Regions from separate parts of the Homo sapiens genome. Here region 1 is linked to region 2. The links are chromatin contacts, found by Hi-C or POLR2A ChIA-PET in ENCODE. All regions are on one chromosome and are shown on one strand. The core of a region is the stretch at or near the end of the contact, and the rest is flanking DNA. Distances in the headings are between cores, read along the strand shown.

Region 1 (3,890 bases), core at 949-3,448, 310 kb before region 2:
CACTTTTTTTTTTTTTTTAGATGGAGTCTCACTCTGTTGCCCAGGCTGGAGTAAAGTGGTGCAATCTTGGTTCACCGTAACCTCTGCCTCCCGGGTTCAAGCAATTCTCCTGCCTCAGCCTCCTGAGTAGCTGGGATTACAGGCACACACCACCACGCCTGGCTAATTTTTGTATTTTTAGTAGAGACGAGGTTTCATCATGTTGGCCAGGCTGGTCTCGAACTCCTGACCTCAGGTGATCCACCCTCCTTGGCCTCCCAAAGTGCTGGGATTACAGGCGTAAGTCACCGTGCCCAGCCCTTTTCACTTTCTTGATAGTGGCCTTCAAAGAACAAAAGCTTTTAGTTTTGAAGTCCAATTTATCTATTTTTCCTTTACTTATTTTTGCCTCAGGCATCATGTCTAATAACTGTTGCTTAAACCAAGGTTATGAAGATTTATACCTATGTTTTTTCCTAAGAGTTTTATAGTTTTACATGTAGGCCCTTGGTTCACCTTGAGTTAATTTTGTATATGGTACGAGTAGGGCTCCAACTTTATTCTTTTGCATGTGCATATTCAGTTGACCCAGCACCATTTATTTCCCCATTGAGTTGTCTTGTTACCCTTGTCAAAACCCAGTTAATAATAAATGTGTGGGTATGTTTCTGAAATCTCAATTCTATTTCATTGATGTATATGTCTATCCTTATGTCAGTACCACACTGTCTTGATTACTGTAGCTACACAGTAAATTTTAAAATTGGGAAGTGTGAGTCCTCAAACTTTGTGAGTTTTGTTTGTTTGTTTTCAAGATCATTTTGACTATCCTGAGTGTATTGTTATAGTTTTCCGTATACAAGTCTTGCACTTGTTTTGTTAAATGTATTCAATTGACCCATCTTCAAGTTCACCAATACTTTCTTCTACCAGTTCAAATATGCTGTTGAGTTCTTCTGGTGACTTTTTAAAATCGTAGTTATTGTACTTTTCCATTGCAGAATTTCTATTTGGCTCTTTTTATCATTTTAATCTCTTTATTACTATTCTTTACTTGGTGAGACAATCACCAAAATCAATCTCATACTTTCCTTTAATTCTTTAGACATGATTTTTTCTAGTTCTTTGAACGTATTTATAAAGCTGAGTTAACGTCTATGTCAAGTTCAGCGTGTGGGCTTCCTCAGGGACAGTTTCTGTTTACCTGGGATGTTTTTTTCTTCTGTATAAGCCATACTTTCTTGTTTATTTGTATATCTTATAATTTTTCTTGAAAACTGAACATTTAAAAAACATGAAGCCAAGCAAAGTGACTTATGCCCATAATCCCAGCACTTTGGGAGGCTGAGGCAGGAGGATTGCTTATGCCCAGGAGTTCAATAACAGTCTGGACAACATAGCAAGACTCTACAAAAACTATAAAAATTAACCAGGTGTGATGACACGTGCCTATAGCCCCAGCTACTTGGGAAGCTGCAGCAGGAGGATCACTTAAGCCCAAGAATTTGAGGCTGCAGTGAGCTATGATTGCACCACTTCACTCCAGCCTGGGCAATAGTGAGACTGTGTCTCAAAAAAATAAATAAATACATACATACACACACACACACACACACACACACACACACAAATGTGACAACTTTGGACACCAGACTCCCTTCTCCTCCCTGAGTTTGTTTTTGTTGCTGTTTGTTATTCTTTTTTATTGTTGTTGTTGCTGCTGTTTGTTTTATGACTTTCCTAAATTAATTATGTGAAGTCTGTATTCTTTATCATGTGTAACCACCAAAGTCTCTGTTCTGTTTGCTTATTGACCAGCTAATAAATAGATTTTTAAAAAATTTCTTTAACTAATAACTCTGGAACCAACAAGTCTCCCAGTCTTTGCTAAGCACTTCTGCATGTGTGTTTTGGGGAATGCCTTCAGTGATCAGATAGGCAGTTTACAGCTCTACCTTAGCCTTTACTTCTTACTTGTGCAGAGCCTCAAGGTCGGCCAGAGGTGAGTAATTAGGGCCTCCTCAGGTCTTTCCTGGGAATGTGTGTAGCCCTGCACATGCACATGGCTTTTTAGATTCCCAGGGATTCGTCCAAGCTTTTCAAACCCCCTATAGACATCTCATTCCTCAGGGGTTTATTTTACATTTTACACAACTCTGAATTTCACTTGCTGGTATTCACATCTTCTCAATGGCTTTCTTCAAACAGCAGATGCTGAAATGACAGGCGTAAAAGAAAACCATATTCAGGACATTCCCTTTCTTGAGCAAAACTGCAATTTGCAAAATCATCGGTGACAGGTAATGGTGACTGGTGATTCATTCCTGGTGATGTCTTGGGCCAAATTCCAGAATCCAATGTATATTCAGAAGGGGCAGGGAGAAGATCTGCATGTATGACTTCACCCAGAAGCCCTGGCATATAAACAAGAGGTGAGTTGTCAGTTTCACCCAATTCCAGGCCTAGCACTTTCCAAACAGACTGAGACCATGGCAGTCTTCCATGACATGCTGCTGCAGCCACTGGGGATGTTTCTGTGCCTCAGTCTGCAGCTTTCTTCTGCCACCTTTATAAGGTACAGTAGCACCTGCTTCACCTTTGATGAATACTACACCATAACCCTAGACATCAAGGCCAGTTCACATATCTACGAAAGCAATGCAGTCTATTCTGGTGAGTAGAAGCCATGCTCTCTGCTGTCCTTTGTTCCCTGAGGGAAATTAACCAGAATTTCAGAACACACCCCTCTATCGCTACTCTCAATTATACAAAACATGTGTCTTCTGAACCAAATGGGAAGCAAGGGAAGGAAGACAAAGAATGAGAATTAAGGGAGTGGGCTGGGGGGCTATTTCTGCAAATTCCTTGTGAACTCAAGCCACAGGAGCGAGAAAGCCCCAACCCCAGATTCACTGAGTCCCAGCAAGAGCACACTTGGGGTAGATTCTCTGACTTAAATAAAATGGGCAGTTTTATCATTTTAAGGGATAATCATTGCATTCCAGTGTATAATCTTTTCTCTTTTTGTTTTTGTTTTTCTGGAGACAGAGTCTCACTTTGTCACCCAGGCTGGAGTGTAATGGTACAATTTCAGCTCACTGCAACCTCCGCCTCCTGGGTTCAAGCAATTCTTGTACCTCAGCCTCCCAAGTAGCTGGGATTACAGGTGCACACCACCACGCCTGGCTAATTTTTTGTATTTTAGTAGAGATGGGGCTTCTCCATGTTGACCAGGCTGGTCTCGAACTCCTGGCTTCAAGTGATCCACCCACCTCAGTCACCCAAAGTGCTGGAATTACAGGTGTGAGCCACTGTACCCAGCCTCCAGTGTGTAATCTTTTCATATCTATTTGACAATATGATGCCTCTGGGGATAATTGTGTACTGCATTTAGTCCGTGGGTGAAAAAAATCTAATAAACAACACAGGGGAAGTATTACTAACCCACTTTATGTATGAAAAGCCTGAGACCAAGGGAAATTAAATGACCTGCCCAGAGTCTCCCTTCTAGTAAGTCATAGAACTGGCTCTTGAATCTTAGTCTGTTCATTCTTAATCCAATGCTTTTCTTAGAGGTGTCCAGTAGATATTTTTTATATAGCCCTTTTTGAATCAGCCAAACCTAAAAGTCAAGGAATATGCTTTCTAATTCATTTCATAATAATAACACTTCCTATGGTGTTTAACATGTAATAGTGACCTATTAGGGAGATATCATTATCATTCCCATTTTGTAGATGAGAAACAGAGACAGAGATGCTAAGTGACTCTTGCTCAGGTCCCGGAGCTACTTAAATGGTGAAGGTAAGATATGAACCAGCATTCCAGCTTCAGAGACCCTGCCTTTAACCACTATATACTCTTCCTTATAGTAGTGAGAGCTAACCCTTCTTACGATGTGCTGGGCATGT
Region 2 (4,290 bases), core at 92-2,591:
CCTCCCAAAATACTGAAATTATAGGTGTGAGCCACCATACCTGGCCTTCATGTAACTTTAAAAACTAGTTTGTCTTCAATTAAATCATTGATGAAAAAAATTTAGTTGAAGATAAGCCTTTGGCATGTCATCACTATGTTTGCATGCTGACGTGAATCTGTTCAATGGCATCTAACAGCGATCAGAGCTTCACAAGTGAATAGGGCTAGTCTTATCCACAGGTGAAGGGTTATACTATCCTTCTTTAGGCTGCTGCCTCTCCCTTTATGTCTAATTTAGGGAGACAAGCACTAAACTGTCTGTCTCTCTTTGACCTGAAGATATCTGTACTTCTCATCCAAGGGGCAGGCAAGACCCTGTTCTTCCTATAAATGCCCACTGCCAGCTCTGAAGAAACTGACTTAAGGACAAAGTAGACACTTGTGAAGGCCAGCCATGCCATCCACTTCTCCCACAAAGCAGTTTTGTCTTCAAAGAGGCCTGTGGGGCAAGCCTGGGCCCTGAGTGGCTCTGCTGCTTGATTTGAACAATATATTAGGGCTTCTCTTTCTGTAGCAGATGAAATACCATATGCCTTTTACAGGAGGCTGTTACTCTCTGAAAGGTGGACTAGTAGTTTCATTTCTTCATTTTTTTTGGCCTCATTATTTTTTAAAATTATAACTTGTGTAAGAAGCAGATATGTAAAATAGGGAAAAGCAGTGCTTCTCTGATTAGGCCAGGGTCAGGAGTCCAAAACCCAGCTCACTCTTCCTGTGTTTCTCCACCCTCAAGCCCCCACCCCTACTCTCCAGCCATCTAAAGTAATTTAAGGGCTTCACACAGCAGCTGAAAACAAGAACCAAAACAAATATAAACACCAAAAGAAAAAAAAAACTGCATTTTGTTTCCTTCTAACACTATCATTTTACAAGTCTATTATTCAGTGACAAAAAGATACAACAGGCTCAGCAAAATGGAAATATCTGGAATATTGAGAAATAGATCTTGCTTATTCTGGGGACAGTGTCCATAGGCACTCAGAATGGTCCAGCATTTGGCATACCATTGTAGGCTTTTCTGCAATACAGCCTCTAACAAAATTAGGCTGTCCCAAATCCCTGTTCACAGAACTGTTTACCTTCATACCAAGAAGGTTGGGAAAACACCAAAATCTGCATGTGGCGTGTGCCCAGGCCGACTTCAATGAGTTCCTGCTGTGACACCTAAAGTTCTTAAGAGGTTCTCCAAAATAAACAAAGGAAAAAAAACATGTTGGCTGGGTGCAGTGGCTCATGCCTGTAATTCTAGCACTTTGGGAGGCTGAGGTAGGCAGATCACTTGAGGCCAGCAATTACAGACTAGCTTGGCCAGCATGGCAAAACTCCGTCTCTACTAAAAATACAAAAAAACTGACCAGGTGCAGTGGCTCACACCTGTAATCCCAGCACTTTGGGAGGCCAAGGTGGGCAGATAGCTTGAGGTCAGGAGTTCGAGACCAGCCTGGCCAACATGGCAAAGCCCCATTTCTAATAAAAATACAAAAATTAGCCTGTAATCCCAGCACTTTGGGAGGCCAAGGCGGGCGGATCATGAGGTCAGGAGATCGAGACCATCCTGGCTAACACGGTGAAACCCCGTCTCTACTAAAAATACAAAAAATTAGCCGGGCACAGTGGTAGGCGCCTGTGGTCCCAGCTACTAGGGAGGCTGAGGCAGGAGAATGGCGGGAACCCAGGAGGCGGAGCTTGCAGTGAGCCGAGATCGCACCACTGCAGTCCGGCCTAGGCGAAAGAGCAAGACTCCATCTCAAAAAAAAAAAAAAATACAAAAATTAGCCGGGCGTGGTGGCAGGCGCCTATAATCCCAGCTACTTGGGAGGCTAAGGCAGGAGAATCACTTGAACCCAGGAGGCGGAGTTTGCAGTGACCCAAGATCGTGCCACTGCACTTCAGCCTGAGCGACAGAACGAGACTCCATCTCAAAAAAAAAAAAAAAAAAAATTAACCGGGCTGGTGGTGTATGCCTGTAATTCCAGCTACTTGGGAGGCTGAGGCACAAGAATCCTTTGACCCCAGGATGCAGAGGTTGCAGGGAGCTGAGATCGTGCCACTGCACTCCAGCCTGGGCAACAGAGCAAGACTCTGTCTCAAAAAAAAATCCATGTCAGCAAGGCCTGTGGTTGTTCTATGTGTACTAAATGTGTCTGTGACAGAACCAAGCGTGCCTTCCTTATTCAGGAAAAGAAAAAGTATTGAACACACCAGCACAAAGTCAGAAAACTAAACAAATAAATGAAGCTCTTTCGCATAACAATTAAAAAAAAAAAGAATTATATTTTGATTATGACCCTGGATCTTGGTCAAGAGAGGCAAAGTAGGAATGATCAGATTCCAGCTAGGCTTACAGTGATAGTGTAGCTAACAGCTCCTGGGGTAGCTGCCCAGCCCACAATGATTCCCTCTTCTTTAAGAACCCTCCTCTGTGCACACAGTGGTGGGTCCTATGACCAGGTTGGTATTGTATCACCCCCTCCACTGGTCACACTTGATTGGTCTGCCAAAGTTGATTGGTGAAAGCCAGCCAATCCCTGGAACTTTCTGAACTGGCATTTAGGAATAGAATCAGTCTTCCTCCTCCTCCCTCATCTCTCTCAAAGTTGTAAGATATAAAACTTAGACGTTGCCATAGGCCATGCTGCCCACCTGAGAAGGAAAAACCAGCTCTAGTAAATGGGAATAAAGCCAGCATAGAAAGAAGCAGACAAGAGGCAGAGAACAGAGGAAGAGATCCTGCCAGTGTCAGAGTTCTTGATTTCATTGTTTCTGCTGCATCCCTGCCCTTTCCATGGTTTAGTTTTTCTGCCTTTCCTTGGATTCCATGAGTCAATAACGTCCACTTCCTATCCCTGCTAGTTCAAGTTGGGTTTTTGGCACTTGTAACCGAACTAATTTTTTAAAAAAGACCAAGACAGTTGGTACATACTACGTGTGTAACAGTGTTGAACTAATCTCAGTCTGGAGTTTCATGACTAATTTGTTCTAAGGAAGCTAAAAGGATGCCAGTGTAATAAATGTCTAGAACAACTGAAGGTTTTCATGGTAACCACCCTCTGAGTCAGGCCTCAGAAGAAGTCAGTCAGTAGACATAACAAGAGTTAAAACTGTCTGAGAAGGATTTTGGCTTGATGAGACTGGACCCCTCTAAAGTTGTGAGAGCAGTGATAGTACCACGAGGTGGCCGGTGGAAGGAGGCTTTAGCAATCCCATAATCTCCATCAGCTTCCTCCAAGACACTCCAAATAACCCTATGATTTTAGGTAAAAGTCTTCTAGTATACACAATTCCATCCAAAATCTTCATTTGTGCAGGAAATCTTGACCTTGAAAGCTTTCTTGCCACCAAATGTAACCTTCTTCCTGTTTTTCTTTGGGACCTGCCCTTCCTTCCAAACAGGTTTGTAAGCCGAGCCTCAGTTCTCTATCTCCTCCAAGACTCAAGCTCACAGAATTCCTGCAGGGGACTTATTTGCTAGAGTTGCGAAAGCACCAATGGGGCTTCACCAGGGAAGTATGTGGTATCTACTGTTCTTAGAGCAGAAACAGCCAAGGAGGCGACTCTATGTTTTCCTGCTGGCAACAAGAAAAGCAAACAAGAAAAGCAGAGAGCTTTTGTGGTATGCTAGAGAGACAGTTCAGGAGGAGACATGAATGGCTCAGGAAGGAAATTAGTTTTACAGTGAAACCAGATACCTGTTTAGAACTCTGAGACCCTCCAGCAGCAGAAGATGAGGAGATGAGGGTGGGGAAGTTGCTGAGAAACTAAGAGCAAGGCTAGAGATTTAAAAACCTTATGTTATTATTGGCCTAAATTCTGCCAGTAAACACCCTATTGTATTTCTTTTCTATTAACTCTTTCAGCCCTTTACTGAACCTGCAAAAGCTATTTGTTCATTGAATTTGATGGCTAATTGGGTACAAATAAAGTTCACAAGTAAAAATATCCTTGAATTTCTTCTTCCTTTCATGGACAGGTTCTTTGTACAGAAGTCTCCCTTACCCATAGTTTTTCTTTCCACAGTTTCAACCACCCATGGTCAACCACCGTCTGAATATATTAAATAGAAAATTCCAGAAATGGGCCAGGCGCAGTGGCTCATGCCTGTAATCCCAGCACTTTGGGAGGCTGAGGTGGGCGGATCACGAAGTCAGGAGATCGAGACCATCCTGGATAACACGGTGAAATCCCATCTCTACTGAAAATACAAAAAATTTAGCCAGGCGTGGTGGCACGCATCTATAGTCCCAGCTAC

What was found. Hi-C counts contacts between places; a loop is a spot of excess contacts on that map. ChIA-PET counts read pairs that join two places held with the same protein, here RNA polymerase II (POLR2A).
Region 1: POLR2A ChIA-PET joins it to region 2 with 16 read pairs in activated CD4-positive, alpha-beta T cell. The contact joins the promoter of PLET1 here to the enhancer-like site in region 2. A Hi-C loop is called at or near these places in 2 of 168 maps with a recorded cell type or tissue (GM12878 and IMR-90) and 1 of 37 single-sample maps with no recorded cell type. POLR2A ChIA-PET finds 5 or more read pairs at or near these places in 3 of 52 experiments (CD8-positive, alpha-beta memory T cell, GM12878 and activated CD4-positive, alpha-beta T cell).

Annotation. Positions count from the first base shown.
Region 1 is chr11:112,259,168-112,263,057 of GRCh38, reverse strand. PLET1 (placenta expressed transcript 1) reads left to right here and starts at 2,198. Exons shown (of 4, transcript NM_001145024.1): 1 at 2,198-2,652. The coding sequence starts at 2,469. It overlaps LOC100132686 (a long non-coding RNA gene), which reads right to left and starts at 2,793. Exons shown (of 1, transcript NR_133566.1): 1 at 1,662-2,793.
Region 2 is chr11:111,943,627-111,947,916 of GRCh38, reverse strand. All of the region lies in intron 1 of DIXDC1 (DIX domain containing 1), which reads right to left. Among named protein-coding and RNA genes, the nearest start is that of DIXDC1, 8.4 kb to the right of the region's middle. Within about 2 kb of position 1,341, at least 4 of the 41 ENCODE cell types and tissues checked have a DNase peak (open chromatin) inside an H3K27ac peak, as active enhancers do.